Regions from separate parts of the Homo sapiens genome. Here region 2 is linked to region 1. The links are chromatin loops, found by intact Hi-C in ENCODE. Cell type or tissue: ovary. All regions are shown on one strand. Links, peaks and the distances in the headings refer to the core of each region. The heading gives the core; the rest is flanking DNA.

Region 1 (10,136 bases), core at 3,876-6,375:
TTAACTTTCTTGATGAGAAAAAATAAATTTGTCAGTTATTAAACTATTTGGGATCCAACAGATGAAAGCAGAATTCTAACTAACATATTTATTGATTTATTTGTGATTTACATATTTACATGTGTTGTTTGACACAATTCTTAATTATGTTCTTGATATGCATATATTTGCTTCTTAAATTTTAAGTTTCCTTTATTTTACTTTGTTTATAGTCTCAACTATAATTTCAAAGTTTAATTTTAGATAATTCAGCTTTTAAATATTTTCCCATTATAATTTTTGGACCTCTAACTCTATTTTAACTGTAAATATAGTTCTGTATTTGTGAAGAGACTTTAGAAGTGGAAATAGATACCTTCACAAATCTTAAAAAGACTTCTTCAGAGTCTGTAAACAGCATTACCATGTATACTTATCTCTTTCTTTTCAATGCCATGAATCATCACAAATGGCAGGCTCATTGTGGTGGCATGCTGAAATGATTGAGTGGGAACTGTGCCCAGCACTGAACTATAAAAAAAAAAAACAAACAAAACCTTATCCAAACACACTGTCCTGTATTGTAATGCATTGGCCCAACTGGATTCTTTTTGATGCTTTGGTGATTGCTCTTTTGTTTGGGCTTGGAGAATTCAGAGCTATGAAATTCAGAGCTCAGATTTGAACACAATATTAAGATTATTGCAATCTGTAGTGAATCTGTTCATGTTATCCAGTGTCAACTGCTTTTGAGATTGCATTCCTTTCACCTCAGGCATGCAATCAGGATGTATAAGTGAAATGTTGTGTGGTATGTTTACTGTAGTTGCTTAGAAGTCCCATTCTTTACCAATGCTCAAATGTGATTAAATTTGTTTTTCTTGTTAAAGGAAACAGCTTAGAACAAACCCTTGTAAGTATCTTTATTTTCAGTGATTTAACATTTCCAAATGTTAAATCATTTGGAAAATGCAATACTATTCGTTTCTCCAACAAAAGGTAAATTTATGTCAGTTCCAAAGTTCAGGTTATGACAGCACAAAACCAACACAGGTGAAAGTGTTAGCCTAGCTTTATTAAAATGGCATTCCCAGTTAGAACTTGTGAATGACAGATACTTCAGGCTTTCGAAGGAAGCTAAAACATATAATAGGCCTGATATATAAGGTTCAGAGCAAAAGAGGGCACTAAAATAAATTTTTAAAGAAAATAGGAAGGAGACAAAACTCAATACTACCTTGTCTTTTAATAACTGTCTTCCTCTTTCTAAAAGTTGTTGTATTTCCTCAATACTTGCTTCATTTCTGCATAAGGGTTTCCAGATGGCACTCTAAAACATTTGCCAGAAGGTGGCGACATAAAACCTCATTGCTTAGAACTGTCCCAGGTGCTGAACCCAGTTTCTGAGATTAAGAGAGGCTAGCCGGCTAGCGAACCGGGATTCCACCAAGTTTCCCCCAGAGGTTTGCAGGCTCTGGTAAGAAGTGCAAAAGGCCATGTGAAATGCCAGGCTTCACTTAGAACACATATGCAAAATATTTCCATCCCTGAATTTACTAGCCACAAAGCTATGGGAAGTGGCAGTGTCACTGAAATTACAAGTGTAGTAGTGATGGAAAAGTGTGTGTGTGTTTAGAATATATATCACACTGAGTTTTGTTCTTCATTTCGAGATGCAGTTGTTTACCTCTCCTTGTCCTTTGACACGTCCTTTATAATTTCGTTCTCTCCCGGTTCCCCAACGTTAAAAAAAAAGTCACAGGCAATATTCTCCCTGAGGGAGTAAGGCTGGACTGTTAGATGATAACGGAGGTACCGTTTTGTTGTTGTTGTCGTCGTTGTTCGTTTGTTTTTGGAGACGGAGTCTCGCTCTGTCGCCCAGGCTGGAGTGCAATGGCGCGAGAACGGAGGTAGCTTTTTAAAAAGGAAGACACACTCGGTCTTCTTCCATCAATTAGCAATAATTGGGAGACTGACCCAGGACTGTTCACCTTCCCATTCAGGCTCCCTATGCTTCCTTTTCTCATCTCCTATTGCCACTCTGGGATGCTGACACGATTTAAGAATTTGGCAGATAATATGAGGCAAGGAGTAGTTGGAATTCCCTCCCCCAAGTTTTTCCAACCCCAGTTTTGCTGGGTTGGAGGCGGAGTTTATTTGTTACAACCTTGGTCTGACCGGCAGGGATCTGGTGTGTGTAAGTGAGTTCTGAGTCTCTGTTGACAAAAAGAGACTCGAATGCAAAGACGCTGAGCTAGAGGGAGAGGAGGGCGGGGACCCAGAGGAAAGAGGCACTCCTCGGGGTTGGGGAAGTATTAGGAGGGGAGGGTTAGAGTGGGAGGGAAGGAGCCTGGCTTTCGAAGCGACTCACAGAGGGATAAATAAAGGGAAGTGAGGAGGAAGAGGGAGACTGAAAGGGAAGGCAGGTGGGGAGAAGGGGGACGAAAGAGGCAGAAGAGAGAGAAGAGAGGAGGAGAGAGGGGGAGAGAGGGAAGGAAGGAAATAGGGAGAGGAGGGTCACAGAGTGACCGTGGAGGATGGGGCTTCTCGGTTCTAGATATTTCTGGGATTGGAGACTGTTTGCTAGTGGGGAGACTCCAGCTCCGGCAGCCAGTTCGGGAGCGGCAAAGTAAAATGGACAGCGACAGACAGACGTTCCAGCCACCTCTCCGCCGCCGGGAGATCCTGGAGCTGCTTTCAGGCCAACTCCAGTTTCCCAGCTGGAGCTTCTGAACGCGCTGGACTGCGAGAGCCCAGGGAGCGCCTGAAAGCTGCTCCTCGGAGATACCCTTCGCCGAAGCAGTAAGAACTTCCTGCTTGGGTCTCTGCATTCCCTTCCTCCGAAACTTCCCAGGAGAAGGGCGGAAGACCCCAGGGGAAGGGGCGAGGCGAATCTTCGCGCTGCTTTTTCTTCCCTCCCCCTTCCCGCGCCGGGCGCGCAGGCATGGATGTGCTCAGCCCTGGTCAGGGCAACAACACCACATCACCACCGGCTCCCTTTGAGACCGGCGGCAACACTACTGGTATCTCCGACGTGACCGTCAGCTACCAAGTGATCACCTCTCTGCTGCTGGGCACGCTCATCTTCTGCGCGGTGCTGGGCAATGCGTGCGTGGTGGCTGCCATCGCCTTGGAGCGCTCCCTGCAGAACGTGGCCAATTATCTTATTGGCTCTTTGGCGGTCACCGACCTCATGGTGTCGGTGTTGGTGCTGCCCATGGCCGCGCTGTATCAGGTGCTCAACAAGTGGACACTGGGCCAGGTAACCTGCGACCTGTTCATCGCCCTCGACGTGCTGTGCTGCACCTCATCCATCTTGCACCTGTGCGCCATCGCGCTGGACAGGTACTGGGCCATCACGGACCCCATCGACTACGTGAACAAGAGGACGCCCCGGCGCGCCGCTGCGCTCATCTCGCTCACTTGGCTTATTGGCTTCCTCATCTCTATCCCGCCCATGCTGGGCTGGCGCACCCCGGAAGACCGCTCGGACCCCGACGCATGCACCATTAGCAAGGATCATGGCTACACTATCTATTCCACCTTTGGAGCTTTCTACATCCCGCTGCTGCTCATGCTGGTTCTCTATGGGCGCATATTCCGAGCTGCGCGCTTCCGCATCCGCAAGACGGTCAAAAAGGTGGAGAAGACCGGAGCGGACACCCGCCATGGAGCATCTCCCGCCCCGCAGCCCAAGAAGAGTGTGAATGGAGAGTCGGGGAGCAGGAACTGGAGGCTGGGCGTGGAGAGCAAGGCTGGGGGTGCTCTGTGCGCCAATGGCGCGGTGAGGCAAGGTGACGATGGCGCCGCCCTGGAGGTGATCGAGGTGCACCGAGTGGGCAACTCCAAAGAGCACTTGCCTCTGCCCAGCGAGGCTGGTCCTACCCCTTGTGCCCCCGCCTCTTTCGAGAGGAAAAATGAGCGCAACGCCGAGGCGAAGCGCAAGATGGCCCTGGCCCGAGAGAGGAAGACAGTGAAGACGCTGGGCATCATCATGGGCACCTTCATCCTCTGCTGGCTGCCCTTCTTCATCGTGGCTCTTGTTCTGCCCTTCTGCGAGAGCAGCTGCCACATGCCCACCCTGTTGGGCGCCATAATCAATTGGCTGGGCTACTCCAACTCTCTGCTTAACCCCGTCATTTACGCATACTTCAACAAGGACTTTCAAAACGCGTTTAAGAAGATCATTAAGTGTAAGTTCTGCCGCCAGTGATGACGGAGGAGTAGCCGGCCAGTCGAGGCTACAGGATCCGTCCCATTCACTATGCTTCCCCCAACCCTAGGGAATCAACACTTAAGATAATTCGCCACTTCTCCTCTTTCTCTCTGCTCCGCTCACGGCTTGCAGACCTGGTCCCCTCCCCACTTCCTGCTCCACGGCAGGGCCCTTTGTGCAAAGGAGACCCAGCGGAGGAGCGTTGAGAGCCCAGGAAATTCAGAGAGTTTGTGAGAAGCGACATTGGCTCAGACTTCGCCTGTATCATCAGTTTTGATCCCAGTAATTGCCTCTTCTCTCTTCTATCTCCTAAATCTTTGCGGTGGATGTTTAATGCTTAGTTCAAGGCAGAAAATCCAAAAAATAAATAAACTGTACACACAGCCGCCGCGCCCACTAAGGGGCTCCACCCCATCACCCAACTTCTAGAACTTGGACTTGAGGTTTGGGAATTTGCTCCATCTCTCCCGCCCTGTGGCCCTTGAAATATTCACCTTTTTCTCCCCATTTTTATCTTTTCTTTTTTTCATTGCTTCCCTCTCTGCCCTCGCCCATCCTTATGCACGAATCTGCTGGTCCGGAGAGGCGGAAGAGGCTGCTTTTCCCCGTGCCAGCGGTGCCCCCGGGATTCCCCGTCTTCTCGCAGACTTGAGATTAACTCTCTCGTGCAGTGCACAACCCCTATTTCCTTTGTTTCCTTGGACTCAAAGCAAGTGGCTAGAAGGTATCTTTTAGAGTGGACTTGTAAGTACAAGGCCGGGCCAGTGGGGGAGAGCAAGGAGGAGGAGGGTGTGCAGACCACTTTGTTTATGCTTGCCTTGGTGTCAGCACTCACCAAAGAAACTGACAATCATACAGTGGAGAGAGCGGACGCTGTTTGTACAGGTAGCTGGCGAGTGTGTACGACCTGACATCGCCACTTACTTACTGCGGGAGGCGCCAGCCGGCCGCTGTTTGCGCTCTGGGGAAGCTGAGAGGCCTGGAATCCGCGCGCCTCCCCAGCCATCTGTGCTCTCGCAGCGCGCTAGGCGCTCCCGGCTGCTGACTTACAGGATCTGGGTTCCTCCGCCTACGCTCTGGGGCGCCCTGAAGCGCGGGTAGACACCTGAGGTTTTTGCCTTAGCCAGTGGCGCAAGATGCCGCGGAACTCTTGGGATTGGAGAGACCAAGAAGGCTTTAAAGGGGCGACACGCAGGGGCGGCAAAGAGGAAAGGTTCCCCAGGGCGCGCGTGCCCAAGGCTCCAGCTGGCTCCCCCAGTAAAACCTGAAAGAGCAATTTTATCCTTACGATGTAGAATTTTTCCTCCTAATTCACGCTCTTGTCCTTTTTGGATCGGGGAATAATTCTGTTTAGCGTGTCCCAACACTCGCTGCATTTGCTTTACAGGACATCCAAGACACAAAGTTAGCAGAACTTTGTTTTCCAAATAGGAATTCTGGGCTTTCAATGGAATGCCCAGATAGTCCATAGGTTAGCACTATCTGTGACAACAGGCAGATAGTTTAAATAGCAGGGTCCTAAAGGACTAGTTAGGAGGTGGTCTTCCTGGGGAGGCTGAGTCTTTTATGGGATTAATTGCTCCCTAGCGTGACCATTCTGCTGTACCAAGGGTCTGCGGAAACCACCTTTTTGCCCTTTGAATTGTGCAGCATTCCAGGCTTTCTCTCCTTCAGTTATTCTTGAAGCCTTGCCACTCCTGCCGAGAAACTGGTTAAAATCTTTGCTGCCCCAGAAAGGGAAGTTATTTAGGTACTCTGGATGTAAATTTCCAACTACATGATGGAGATCTAGAGGTTTGTCATTGTTTGATCTAGCCTCCAATTTTCTTATGAATAATGGTCTTGTTTTCCAGAAAATTCACAAAGTAATTGATCCCTACTCTTTTCTCTCTTCAGCTGTACCTTTCGAATGTTTTCATTTGCTGTTTTGAGAACCGTATTACATTTACAGATTGCAAAAATTGCCAGTGAAAAGTTCATTTGTTTATAATTAAGAAAGTGAAAGGACAGCTCTGTCAGTTGAAGCCATTTTATTGTTTGTCAGACTGAACAAAGCTTTCCTTTGGTGTCTGCTTCTGTATTCTAAACTGGAAGTAGACATCATATCCCAGCTAAACAGGGAAAGTTTTAGAACTTTGGGAATAGTTTGTCTATGCATGTATAATGCTGAGAAGGGTCTGCAGTGAAGAAGATAAGATAGACTTCTCCAGCACAACTATTACTCATTTGATAATTCAGTTTCATTTTTGCTCACATAATCTAAGTAAAGCCATATCAGAAACCAAGTTTTTCTGTATGTTACACTAAATTTTAAGAACAAAGTCTATATTTAAAATAATCCAAACCCCAAATTTGCTCATCCAAATTATGTCTTGGCCAGCAAGTTTTACATTAGAAGTTTTGAGACTTCCATTTATTTGTGTCTTTTACAGAATTGTGTGACAATGACTTTTGGACATTTGTTCTTTCGGCTTTGGAATATTTACACAAGAATGGAGAAGGAACATCCAACTGGAGCATAATTGTCAAGGCAATAGAGAATTTAGAGAAATAAAATAGCTGCATATCTCAAAAGAGTGCCTGATGCTTTCTTTTTACTTTAAAGTATTTATACTAAGGTAAAGTGCTGATGCATCAAAATTGCCTTCACTTTTCCTCGTGACAATAAAAGACTTTAATAATGGTAATGCTAGAATTAACTGATGTCAGTAACACATGCATCTTTATTTCACTCAAAATCTCTACCTACTTGTATTTATTTGTATAATTTTAAAATTAAAGTTAAAAAATACAGTGATTAAAAGAAGATCCTTCTTTACAGGTCAGGGATCTGACTTAGGGAAATAAGTGTAGTTTTCAACAGTAAAACTCATTCTAGATAGGTGATTTCTTTCAAAAAAAATCTGCCTCTGGAAAAAGAAAGTCACATATCATTTAGGCATAAAACCATGCATTTTCTATGACTGGCACCTGCAGGTAACATATAGGTTTCTTTCTAACATGGACAGAATTGAAGATATATGGAGGAAAACTACAGTCTCTGGGGAAAGCAACAGGGGTCCAATCTGCCTTTTTAAAACAGTGGGTGGTGCTGAGATCCCTCCTCTGTCTACCCTGCAACATTCAGCTGGAGGAAAATAACCTCCCCTGTTTCAAAAGAAACAGTTGATTGTTTTGGGGTTCATCAATTAAAAGTAGAGGGGCATTTTATTTTCTGGCTGGGTCTTCTTCCATAGTAGGGTTTTGTATATATGACGTATTACTATGTTAAAATTAATTATTATGCTCTATTATTTCCCTACTTAAGTAGTCAAAAACACCTCTTGTTTCTGTTGTTATGTTTGTTCATTCTGCTGCTTTCTGGTGTCAGAATGATGGCTGCAGGGCAAAGTGAGCATGGGTAAACCTCCAGTAAACAAAGGTCATGGCCATTATTGCCAGAGCAGAGAGCACTCTGAAGCTCATGAAGCTTGGTTCAGGCGATGTATGTACATACACATATTATCCCAAGAGTGAAAAATAAAATCAGGGTGCTAGTGGTGGCTCTTACCTGTAACCCAACACTTTTTGAGGCCTAGGGGAAGCAGGAGGATCGCCAGGAGTTCAAGGTTACAGTGAGCTATGATCACGCCACTACACTCCAGCTTGGGTGACAGAGCAAGACTCTATCTCCAAAAAAGAAAAAAAGAGTAAAATTAGAGGAATTGATAGAATAAGAACTATCTGAAGTTTGTCATTTTCAACATGTTACCTAAATGTGTTCCTGATGTTGAGTAAAATGCTGAATTGGACACATTTTTCAGTTGAATTTTGGCTATTACTGTTCTCGACCCTTGCTCCTTCCTCTGGCATCTCTTCCTCTAGGGACAATGGCTTTCTGTTTTCTACAGGCCTTCCTGTGGCCTCTATCAACACCTCAACTAAGTGAAGGAATTGTTAGTTACTAGTCACTTCCAGTGTGACTAAGAAGCCCTACTAACCCATTTTCAGTGATCATGTGTCAGCTACTGCTTGATAATATTGAAATATAAAACTATAAATTAATATAAGATGCTGTTGTTACCTTAAAGTAGTTTTCAACCAATTTGAATATATAAAAATAAACTGATAAGGCCAAGTAACTACTCATGACAGGGTCAAAGTGTCATATAAACAGGATGAATCACAGGAGTTTGGCTCTATAAGAATTCAGAAGACAAAGATCACTGTGGGCTCATAGTGGGAAGGGAAGAGTGGGTAGAGAACACTGTATATTGCTGTATATTGTATGTAGGATTGAGCTCTGGGCCGACGGGAGGTAATATGAAAAGGCAGACATTCCTTATGAGGTGACAGGAAACACCCTGATCCCTTCTTCCTGGCAAGTGAGGGCCTAGTATGAAATTTCTATCTGATTGCTGGATGTTGATTAATTGCCTGGGTTGATTATGCAAATGTTGATCCTTGAGAAAGATGCAGACTCAAAACCTCCCATGTGTTGTATTAACCCGAAAGGGTCTTGGAAGAGAGAGGAAAAGATGGGTCTAAAGCCAAAGGAATGGCTAGATGAGAGGAAGAAAGTTTTGAGCAGAGTAAGGAGGAGAGCATCAGAATGAGGAGAGAATCATTAACCATTAAAGAGTTGCAACAGGGTGGCCAGGGGTAGGTACAAGGCAAAAAATTCAAACTTATATAATGTTTATAATTTTGCCACCTGGTTTTTACACATAATGTGCCACTTAAATTTGAAGTAGCAGATCTGGTTAGAAATACCAATTAGAACATTTTAGCTAAAGCAGAAGGTTCACAGAGTAGTGTTAAGTACAGAAAAAGGTGCTAGAGATTGTATATGGAGGTACTTATGCCAGGTTAAAAAGCTGAAACTGTGGTTTTAGCCAGTGGAGACCACTAATAACGAAAGCAGATGTGTTCTCTTTGGAGGTGATTTCAATGAGGCAGGTGTAGAGCAATAAAGGCCTGAATATGGGAAGCTGGCAGAAGGAATGGAAAACAAGTAAGATGATGAAAAATGCATCAAAGAAGGAACTGGCAGGACTTGGTGTCTGGATGTGAAGAGAGAGGGAGTAGAAGATGCTGATGAGGTTTTGAGCCAGGGAGATTTGGGCGAATGACAGAAAGGGAAAGTCAGGGATTGTTTTTCCTGTGGGTCTTTCCTTTTGCAGCTTCATCGGTAAACATGAAAAGGCTTTGTCTTCTGCTAAAAGAATTCCAAATCCAGATGGCAGGGGCCTGCTGAAAAGGTATAAATACATATCACAGCATTAGAACAATCTGCCATTTGGATGAGTATATGAGGAATGCTACTACATAATGATTGGATCAATTCCCTGATTAATATTAATTTCTTTTTTAGTAGGGGATGTTAATGTTTTTTGAAGAGGGCACAATTCCAAGAGAGAACAGCCTTTCAGGAAGAGCAACCCAAAAATACCATGTTAAGTAGTGTATTAAGAATGGTACATGAAGCCTAAAGGTTGTGTCTGTCTAGTTAAGTAAGTGGAGAGCAGAGGAAATCAGTTTTGCTGTTTGAGTTCGCTTATTAAGAACCATAAGAGACCTATTTGATCCTTATATTACTAGAAAATCTAGATCCATTAGTGTCTTAGTCTGTTCAGGCTGCTATAACAAAATACCATAAATTGGGTAGTTTACAGACAACAGAAATGTATTTGACAGTAGTAGAGGCTGGGAAGTCCAAAATCAAGGTACTAGCAGGTTTGTTGTCTGGTGAGGGACTGCTAACTTGTTCACAGATGGCTGTCTTTTCTCTGTAACCTCCCATGGCAAGAGCGACAGGAACCTCTCTGAAGCCTCTTTTATAAGTGCATGAATCTCATTCATGAAGCCTCTTTCCTTCTGACCTAATCACCTCCCCAATACTGCACCTGGTAATACTTTTACATTGGTGATTAGGTTTCAACACTTGCATTTTAGGGGGACA
Region 2 (10,136 bases), core at 3,503-6,002, 560 kb after region 1:
CATTGCTCAGACAGCTTATACTCTTTACCCCATTCCTAAGATCAGTAATTACGCCCACCTAGTTGATTAGTGAAGAAGGAAAGGAGAGGATGGAAGGAAGAACAATTTGCAGAGGAGTCAGCAAGAGGTCTTGGTAATGGAAGCTAATGAACTGGAAAACTTTATTTGAAATTGTCATCCTCAATAGCACACCTTCCAACCCAGCATCATCACCATAGATATTGGGGTTGGAGTTTGATAATTAGTCACAGTCTTTTTTCTACCCCATGATTTGACATAGGCCAATGGAAAAGTAGACATTTGTAACAGACATATGGAAACCAAATATCAGCATTACCACTTATAAGGCTAAATTAGAAATTAGACTACAGACCATATACTTTCTTCCAAGTCTAGCTATTGGAATTATCTGTTGGATGGCAAATGTGGGTCTACAGAGTTGAAGCAAGAAACTAGAAATGTTCATCCAGTTATGATCCAGTGGTAGAGAGAAGAAGATAATGGGGGAGGGGGAAGGTAGAAAGGGGAAGAGAGAGAAAGACACCTCCATTCCAGGACATAAAAGCAAGACAACCCAAAGTAAAACTGTAAATAGATAACATCTGTCTTAGAATAACCTCACTTAAAAAATATTTTAAATTATTCTATATACGTTAATCCAGAATTGTGCTTGGCTTTGAAATACAATCGTAAACAAGAAATAGTTCTTGTAGTATGGAAAAAATTCCATAGTCTAGAAGAAGAGCTATAAATAGACAAGGTCAAGATATACTTATCTGAAATGACTATATAAATTATGTCATTATGACATAATAACATGCATAATAATGTAGCATGAAAGTAAATATATTAAATGTTGAAATAAACATAATTATGTTCTTTAATAAATATGTACTTACATATACTGGTATATGTAGTTCAAAATAGGTCTCAAAAGTATTGAATTTAAAAAACAATAATATGATTTTTAGTTGGCCAGATGTGTTTTGTTGTACTTCTTTATTTTTTATTTATTTATTTATTTATTTATTTATTGAGATGAAGTCTTGCTCTATCGCCCAGACCACTCTCTAGGAGAGCCCTGACTGGGAAAGAAGTTAAATCTGCATGTGTCAGTCAAGTAAGAGGAGGCCATAAAACAAAAACACATGACATAACAGAAAGTATATTATTCTCAGATCCATGAGAGTAGAGAGATGCCTCTGGGAGCCAATGAGAGGTCACAGGGCAATGTGTTCAAACAGCAGGTGGGGAGCAAGAGAGACAGAGAGAGATAGACCTATAGCCTGAGGCTTTACTGGGATCCAGGACATTACCCCAGCAAGTTTCCCACATGGAGTTCTAATTGGTGGATGCAGAGCAAGCGGGTGTGAGTCACATGTGGTGACTGGGACAGGGAATGCTCCCTGTAGCATACCTGCATACTGAGTGGAGAGTGGAGTCAGTGAGGTGAGTCAAGGAGGTTATCTCTGCATATCCCATGGGGAGTTGGACACTAGGAGGTGGTTACTTAAGGCAGATATCTGGATGGACCACACTTAGAATCAGAAAGAGCTAGAGAAATGAAAACTGTGTCAAGAGTTACTAAGCCCTTCTTCTGGTATGCGAAGTTAAACCTAGGTTCAGAATAGATGCTGAGACACCATAAAACTATAAGAATTGACAACATCTGCATTCTATGGAGGAGGAGACTGGCTTCTTTCTTTGAAGTAGATTCTTCCTTTATTCTGATAGGGGAAATTTTGTTGATCTCTTTTACCCATTAAAGAGAGGTAAAAAAAAAAAATGGCAGTTTACAAGCTAAATCAAAATGTCAATATTCTGTTCACAACAGTGTGAAGACTGTTGTCTCTGAACATGTAATCCAGGTATTCACAGTTCCCAGCACTCCATATTGTCATACACTTGTTGCTTGACATATCATTTTGTTTATCTATCTCAGCAGACAATTGAGCTTTGCCTATGTTACTGTTAATGCCTCTCTCCAGTCTTGGGGAGGCCCTGAGAAAGTGACAGAATCCAAGTACAGGCCCTTCAGTCTTCGAGTATGTGCTCTATTTAGTAATAAAAATGAATATATAGTTAGAACAAATCTTCCCCTACTAGTTTAATTTTTTGTTCCTAAATCTAGATTTCTATCATTTTTCTTAGGTTATTGAGTATTCATAGGTCTAAACAGTTGTTTACATTCAAACCCTGTCTTTTCAATTGTGAGTTTGAGGAGGCTTCTATCAGAGAGAGACCCAGTCTACCCATTTTACTTTCATTTTTTTTTTGTTATTTATCTTCAGAAATTTCTCTTTTTAAAAGGAAAATCTCCTTCCCCACTGTCCGTATCCCTTTTTTTAAAGCCTATTTTTCCTTCAGTGGCAAAATCTAGTCCTAAAATGTTGTTTAAACTTAAGCATATGAATTGTTATCATCATTTTTTTTTTTGGCAACAAACATATAAGTTTAAACTCCCATCCTGAACCATAAGTCACTGGTAACTAAAGCTAATAAAGCCACAGTCTAAATTATAAATCTGGGAAATATTGATACCTACCTACATTTTACATAATTTTCTCCTGGCAAATCTCCATCTAAAGTAGCATGGGGGTCACTACTTGTCACTTGTATAGTTGGGTTATTTACTTTCTAAGTGGCTTAGAGACCACAAATGTAAAATATCCCATGGAATGAATTGTGTTTCACAAGAGAGGCTGCCATTTTTGAGTTCCTCTGACTTTTGATTATGGATTGCATGTCCTCAGGCTGTGAGCTGAAAAAACAGACTTCAGTGATGTGATAAAATGAGACCAATGATCATTCCAGCTAAAAGAATAAAACTCTAAATCAGCAGCAGCCAAGCTGGGTGTTTTTAGTAGAAAGACCCCTCTGCTATCATTAATTTATTAAGATGTCTAACACAATCAGGCCCCCAAAAAATTATTTTCCCCATTAAACTGCAAACTACAAAGTCCATCCTCTACTTCTTTCCCTTGTGTGGAGATTGAGTATGTCCTCAACAAAGGTTACCCAAGTAAGTACATTAAAAAGAGAAAAATGGGAGAAATAAAATCTGTGTGGTATATAGTAATTTTTCTCCTTTCTTATCTTTCATCTTTGTAACTTTGTGAATCTTTCTATAGTAGAGATTTTTTAAGTAAAGCAACAATTTTATATGTTAAGTAAACATTTTAGTTGCTAAATATAATTTAGTTATTTGTTGGTTTAATAATCAATAGAAGTACTTACTATGAGTCAGGGATATCAGGGAATAAAATAAATAAAAATTACTATCCTTGTGAAGTTTAAATTCCAGAGGAAGGAATAATAAACAACAAACATAATATATAAAACGTTTTTATTGTTTATTAAAATATATTAAGTATGCTGAAAAAAACAGTGATGAAGGAAACTAGCTTGAAATTTTAAATATGGTGTCCATGGAAGGCTTTGTGGAAAACAGGCTATAGGCACAAAAACTTAAGGAGATTGAGCAAGTTAGCAAAGTGGACATTTGAAGGAAGTTACTCCAAGCAAAGGTAACAGCTACTACAAATACGAGGATGCCTGATATCAGTGGAGTAGTAGGGAGAATAGGTCTTAGCATCCTCATTTTTGGCTGTCTTACTGAACATTAGCAAGTACACCAAGAATGTGAAGCGAGTAAGTGATGTAACCAGAACTCACAGTTGGGCTGCCATGTTCCGTTCTTCTTTTGCTCTTTTTGTTAATTAGACAATGCCCTAATAGATTCCTTTGGCTCACCTATATTCTACCTTCCTGAATGAAGAAAAGACAAAGCAAACAAAATCACATCAATTTATTTATCTCTATTAGCAATTCAGGAGAGAAAATTGGGAGCAGAAGAAATAGTTACAGAAATTGTGATACAGATACAACTGTAGAGCTCAGGAGGTTGGTTCAATCTTCCAAGTCTAATTGGAGACAACCCTTCTAATCCAAATCTGACACCGGAGCCAGGTACTATATTTGCTGTATCCCACTAGATGACACCATTACAATGTCAGTTTCTCACCAGAAAAATATTATCTATCCTGGTACTAAAGATTACATAAAGACTTGGAGGTAATAATTTACCATTGAAGGCATGTTACTTGGTCAGCACTGTGCTGTGTTCAAGGACAAAAGTGAACATTAGTGATTATTAAAAGATTGAGGCTCACAAGTATGTATAAACTCCAACTTCAGCATAGAAGTCCTACCACATGATTGGGAGTGTTATTACAGTGAGGCCAGTGGAGAAAGGTCCTCTCTGACCAGGTCAAAATTTGTTAAAAACCCAAAGAGTACTGACTTACATTCTTAGTTTATGGAACAACTTTTAATGTTAGACAAGAAGAGGGTCTTCAATGACATATTTCATCTAGTACCCGCTCTTTCCTTTGAACTTAACAAAAAAATTCCTTCAAAGTCTGTGCCAGAACACTATATGGGTGGCATTGAACTCCAAACTACTTCTCTAACAACATTCAACCTCCCCTCTAACCCCCAAGATGAAGCAGACATCCTCTCTTTATATGGTAAACCTTATCTGATACATACCCAATTAGGCTAATAAGTAGACTGTCTCTGTGCTCAGTCCTGAAGATCAGCTTTACCTCTAAACTATCTGAGCATTATTCTTCCCTTAACCATGTATAAATACAACTGCTAGTATCTATGTAAGTCCATCCGAATTTTCAGTGATTCATTCCCACTCTTATACCCTAGGTATCAATATTAAGTAATGTTTTGCTAGAAAGAATTTATAGTTGGATGCACATTGAAACCACATGCTAATGTAACCCTCTTAAGAGTGAAACATTTTACCTTCTTTTTATCCTCCTTTTTCCTCTTTGCTGATGGAAGAACAGAGAAAAGCTTAAAAGGAAAACCTTTTAAGCTTCTTCTCAGTTGTCTTTTATCTGCATCTCTTTTCATTGGCTATCTTTCTTTCCTCTAGCTTGAGATTATTACATTTTTAAGAGAGAGAGTGTGTATTTGGAACTGGTTCCATGCAATTTACCATTAGAGTTGGAGTTTATGAGAAAGAAAATAGAGTGAAGGGAAATATTCTTTTTTTAGAATTTCCATCTGATACAGGAAAAAATGAAGAACAAATTCTATTTCTCCATGTTTGTAAATATGAAGAAATATTTCTGAAATTACTCTGTGATATTTCTTTGGGAACGGGAATTTTACTTTTATATACTCAATATAATCACCAATATTTCTTCAAAGTATCATATCATATATGCAGGAGTCTGAAAATTCTCAGTCCACCTACCACCTTCACATTGTTTTCAAAGCGGTTTTTAGATTGCTTTTAAACAATACAGTTCTTAATGTTCATAGCCACCTTTTCCAAATGCATTCAGAAACCGAGTTCAGGAACACTTAATTATGCCATTGGAAGTTTTATCTTGGCCAAACGTTAGTATGCAAATTTGAAAGGATACCCCCCCTCAGCAGAGAGTTTAATTTTGAAGCTGTGAAGTAATATTCTAACTTCTGTTTTATTCCTGTTGTGTTCCCAAATCACTATGACTACAGAAATGTGTGAATCTTAGTTCTAATAAATTCAGAGAATAGATATTTGAGCCTTTAAGTCCTTGGGGAACAATAGTGAATGCATTAACTGCTGCTACAACAAGTAATTATATCCACACAATTCCATTTCTTTTGGTCTGGCATCAAAAGCTGCTGAGAGGCAAATGTCAATAGAGGAAAACTGCTTTCTGGAGTGGTAGATCTATTATTTACACGGTGATGGTTAGTCAGTGTCAAAAAGAGTTCTTGCAAACTAACAAATGCTTTAACTGAAAGAGACTGTTGTGCCTGTTTAATAACTTGATATTAATGACATTGAATCCTCTTGAGTTTTTGTTTTTAAAAGTAGACAATGATAGATTTTGAAAGATATCAAGAATAGAGCAAAATCCTGAGTAATGAGAAGGACAATCTGACTTTTCCATCAACACATTAAAACTATATCATGTGAATTTACAAAGCAAATTATCCACCTCTTGGTTTCTTAGTGTTGTTACTTAAATACTGGTAAGGCAGAGACCAGGATGACTTTCAGAATCTTATGCAATGTTAGTGGGCTCATGTTCTACGGATGTTGCTATCATAGAAATAGTTTATATTTAACTTAACCTTAAAGCAACATGTGTATTTTGTTATCATGATTTCTGCTGTTTTGGATTTTGCATTTGCTGTTCCCTCTGCCTGGAACACAAGTCTCTCAGGCCTTTGCATGGATGGCTCCTTCTCAACATTCAAATCTTTGCTTGAATGATACTTTTTTAGAGAAGCACACCTCACCCCAACATAAGGTATACATTCCACTAACTTGCTTTACTTTATGCTTTATATCTGTCTGTATTTAAATTATCAGTGATATTCGGTTACCCGATTATTGCTTATTTTCTCCCATTATTTCCCCTATTATCAGTTTTATTCACTGTTATATCCCTACAACTCATTCAGTGATTGCTCAACAGTGGTGTTGAATGAAAGGAAAAACAAAAGAAACCAAACATGCCAATATGTGTTCAAATCCAGTGATCTTTGGGATACAGTTGTTTAACACTTAGCTTACAGAAAATGGCACAGGAAGAATATGTTCAAAAGCTTTCTGTTTTATGTGAGACACTGACTCTTTAAAGTGGCTCATAATGATTCTCCCAAATATAACATTTTAGAATGAATTATCTATCTTATATAAGTTTCCGTTTGTTCAGAAATGGCCAAATTACCAAGTGACTTTGCAACTATTGACTGGTTTTTGGTTAGGATGTTTTTAAAGAACCCCTCGAGGCTCAGCATATAAATGAGAGCCTTTTTTGACTTGTGCATAAATTCAGGCTTGAGCTGGAGAAACTCAGGTCTGAAGGACTGTATGTGGAAAACAATGACCACAGAAATTACAGGTTTGTCTGAAACCCTCTGAAGCTGAAAGTTTTAAACAGATAATAAAATATTTAAAAAGAAAATAAAGCCTTTCTAAAAGAACTATTATTGGGCAGCTCTTTCATCTGGGAGATGAGAGTTTTCTCATTTATGAGCAGTTTATACTTTTGTGGTTTTGTGTTGTTTTTTTTTTTTTCATTGAAGTCAGTGACTTGAGAAGTTACAAGGGAATTGTCCCTCTTTTCTGACAAATAGGAAGGCCTGAACGAAGGTAGAAATGTCAGAATTGTCATCCCAGAATTCTTAATTATTCATTAATCTTCTTGGATTCTATATTACTAAACAAGTATGTGTACAAACAGAATTACACCCATAACTTTAGCCCCTTACTTGGACAATCTGGGAACTCATTAAGGAAGCACAGCCAAATTGAATTATTTCTTCCTCAAAGACAATGCAGTAGTTATGCTGAAGACATGCTGACTTTCTGTAGTGCAGGATTAGTGACAGTGCCAATGTAACACATTAATCATCAACTTATGGCACCAATTCCAGGTACTTCTAGCATTTGTTACTATACTGTTTTTTGAGCAACTTCCAAAGAATATTATAATCACAAAATGAATACCATGTTTCAGATTGCTCTCATGAATAAAACTGGTTCTTTCCTAAGCTAAATGCACTCCTGAGATAGATAGGTACATCCAAAGCCACAGTGATCTTTTCCTGGATCCTCCATCTTTTCCATGCTTGAAACTGCCATTTGATATTTCAAGATAATTCATTTGGCAAGAAGCTGATAAAGGATTAAAATGGATAAAGCAGGAGGCTTTTGGCCTCTAAAAAGTAAAAGCAGGATTCTCAGTTCTCGCCTGGCATTTTCAGCAATGCTAGGAATAACTGGCAACAATGCAACACAGTACCTTATTACATTATTGCTATTATTCTTTTAGCTTTGTAAAAAGGTAATCATTTTGGTTGCTGCAATTACAGAGAACATTCTTATTTCACTGCGTCGTGTTGAACTGAGATTTCTGCTCCATTGCGAGCTGATAGGAGTGTGGTATTTACATTTTCTTCTTTAAATAATAGTGCAAAGAAGTTAGTTATCAGACTGTGACTGATACTTCACAGTACAGGGCATAGGTGATTATTTTGGGGTCTATGATTGGAATTCCAAACAGTAGGATCCATGCACAGGACATGGCACCTACCAAATCACTTGTCTGTTTGCCCTAAATTACTAGAATTGTATCATCTTTATAAGTGTTTTTGCCTTAGTACACATTATCTACATTTTTGGCATATTGAATTGAAAGCATTTCCATTTTAGTTTGTGATTATAAGATGAACTCTTGAAAAATGTACCCAGGGATTATATAATATTAATATAATTCTCTTTTAGTGTAAGAACTGACATGCATTCATTTTAATAATAGTAGCAATACTTCAAGAAACTTTCATACAAGGAAAAGAGATTCGCTTTAAAAACTCATCAAAGTAAGACAAATTCATGTCAAGTGAGTGTTTTTTCCCAATTATAATTGATTTTTATTAAAAAGTAATTATTTTTCCCTGATATTTTAAATGTTTTATTTTTCAGTAGAATAAGCTAACTTTACATATAATAAGAACAAATTAAATTTTTAAGTTTTAGACGCATATTTGGGAAAACCTCAGCAAACTCTGAATCTAGATTGGTGATTGCTTACAGTAGATATATCCCATAATTATAGTGAAGTTTTTCCATTGCTAAGGCTGATAAAATATATTAAACTACTAAAATCCTGACTGAATGCAAGAATCAGCTGATTCTAAACTTCCACTCTGCTTTCTAGTTTCTCTAGGGGATAATAGCAACTAGGAGATGATAGACTTTGTGTGCAGCAGTGCCAATGCAAACCTTTCTAATTCTGGCTCAACTCTCTTGCAGAAACCAGGGAACAGCAAATGGTTTTCAATAACGATAGCTAGGGAAGGGACAAAGAAAAAACAAACACACTTCTTTTATTTTTTAAACTAGTTAATAGGAAAAAAAGAAAGTGGACAAAGAATCAAACAATAATTAAAAATACAACACGAGTTGCAGTCAATTCTTCTCCTCCAAGATGATCAGATAAAATGAAATTGAGTCAAAAGAGGAAATTCTACCAAATACACTTGGAACTACAAATGACCTTAGAAGATAACACTTAAATCCCTGCACGTGTTGTGGCCTCTCCACTGAGTTACAGATTGTTGATCCTGGAACAGCAAGTTAATAGACTGTGAAAGGAAAGAATAACCATGAAATGAGATGGCTAATACATCAGCAACCATTGGGATCAAAACAAGGAATAACTATTACTTCTTACTTTCTAGGATGCTATAATCTTCTAAATTTCAAAACAGAATACATTTACTGTGGCAGTCAAGATGGAAAAAGATACACGTCTAAGAGCAATTTTTATGACACCCTTCATTTAAATAGAGATTTGGGGAGAACAGAAACAAATACTAGAGGTGAAGAGTATTTTGGCTTCTGTTTTCTAATGTGTTGGGAACAACTTTATTCCCCTTTGAAGTACTAATAAATCTTGCCATTCTAAATACAGTGAAATTCAGTTTAGGGAAAAAAAATTTGTCAGAATTTGATGATAAATCTTTGACAGCAAGAGTTGTTTAAAACCAAATAAACCTGATGACTTACATGAATTTTATTTGAGATACATGGCTGTTAGGAAAAAGGCAGAGGATTATCCCCCAATTTGTCCTTTATTCAGCTATCAAGCAATCTACAGACTCTGCTTTTTATAATAGGAAGAACTGTGACCAGTCTATTCCAGGATTTCTCCCAACTCTATTTGGAGAAATAGCTTGGGTCCTGGCCTGAGGCTCTCAGAGCTTGAAGTGTTTATGAGTAGTACGGTGATTAAAAATGCTAGGTAGGTCTTTTGTTATAGCAATTCTGAATGCTAGGAAATAATGGTACAATATCTATTAATTCTTCAAGAAAAAAATATGTACTCCACAACATTTATTCCCAGAGGGAATACAATTTTTATGTACCCTTCTTGACAAAGGTATTAGAGAATCAACTTTAGTGAAGCAAGAAATGAAACCTCAGGAACAGAAAAGAATGGAAATATCTCAAACCCTGATAATGTTGGAAGCAGGAGGATGAGAGATGATGGAGGATGAATTTATCACAAACAGCCTCAAAATTTCAACTTTCTCTGGATCAGTGTCTTTTG

Evidence for each region. Hi-C counts contacts between places; a loop is a spot of excess contacts. Peaks named below come from ENCODE experiments on the same cell type or tissue, not always from the same donor. Only the 100,000 strongest peaks of a DNase experiment are listed, where the experiment ranks them.
Region 2: it touches region 1 in a loop (2.7-fold over the local background); 60 of 110 quality-filtered maps call a loop at or near these places.

Annotation. Positions count from the first base shown.
Region 1 is chr5:63,954,507-63,964,642 of GRCh38, reverse strand. HTR1A (5-hydroxytryptamine receptor 1A) reads left to right here and starts at 2,198. Exons shown (of 1, transcript NM_000524.4): 1 at 2,198-6,769. The coding sequence starts at 2,924. The coding sequence ends at 4,192. RefSeq lists an enhancer at 2,484-3,461 and a silencer at 4,100-4,321. In ovary, for the core only: no CTCF peak of the experiment used is centred there; a DNase peak (open chromatin) is centred at 5,222; H3K4me3 peaks cover 963 bases.
Region 2 is chr5:63,389,790-63,399,925 of GRCh38, reverse strand. No RefSeq gene overlaps it. Among named protein-coding and RNA genes, the nearest start is that of HTR1A, 570 kb to the left of the region's middle. In ovary, for the core only: no CTCF peak of the experiment used is centred there; no DNase peak of the experiment used is centred there.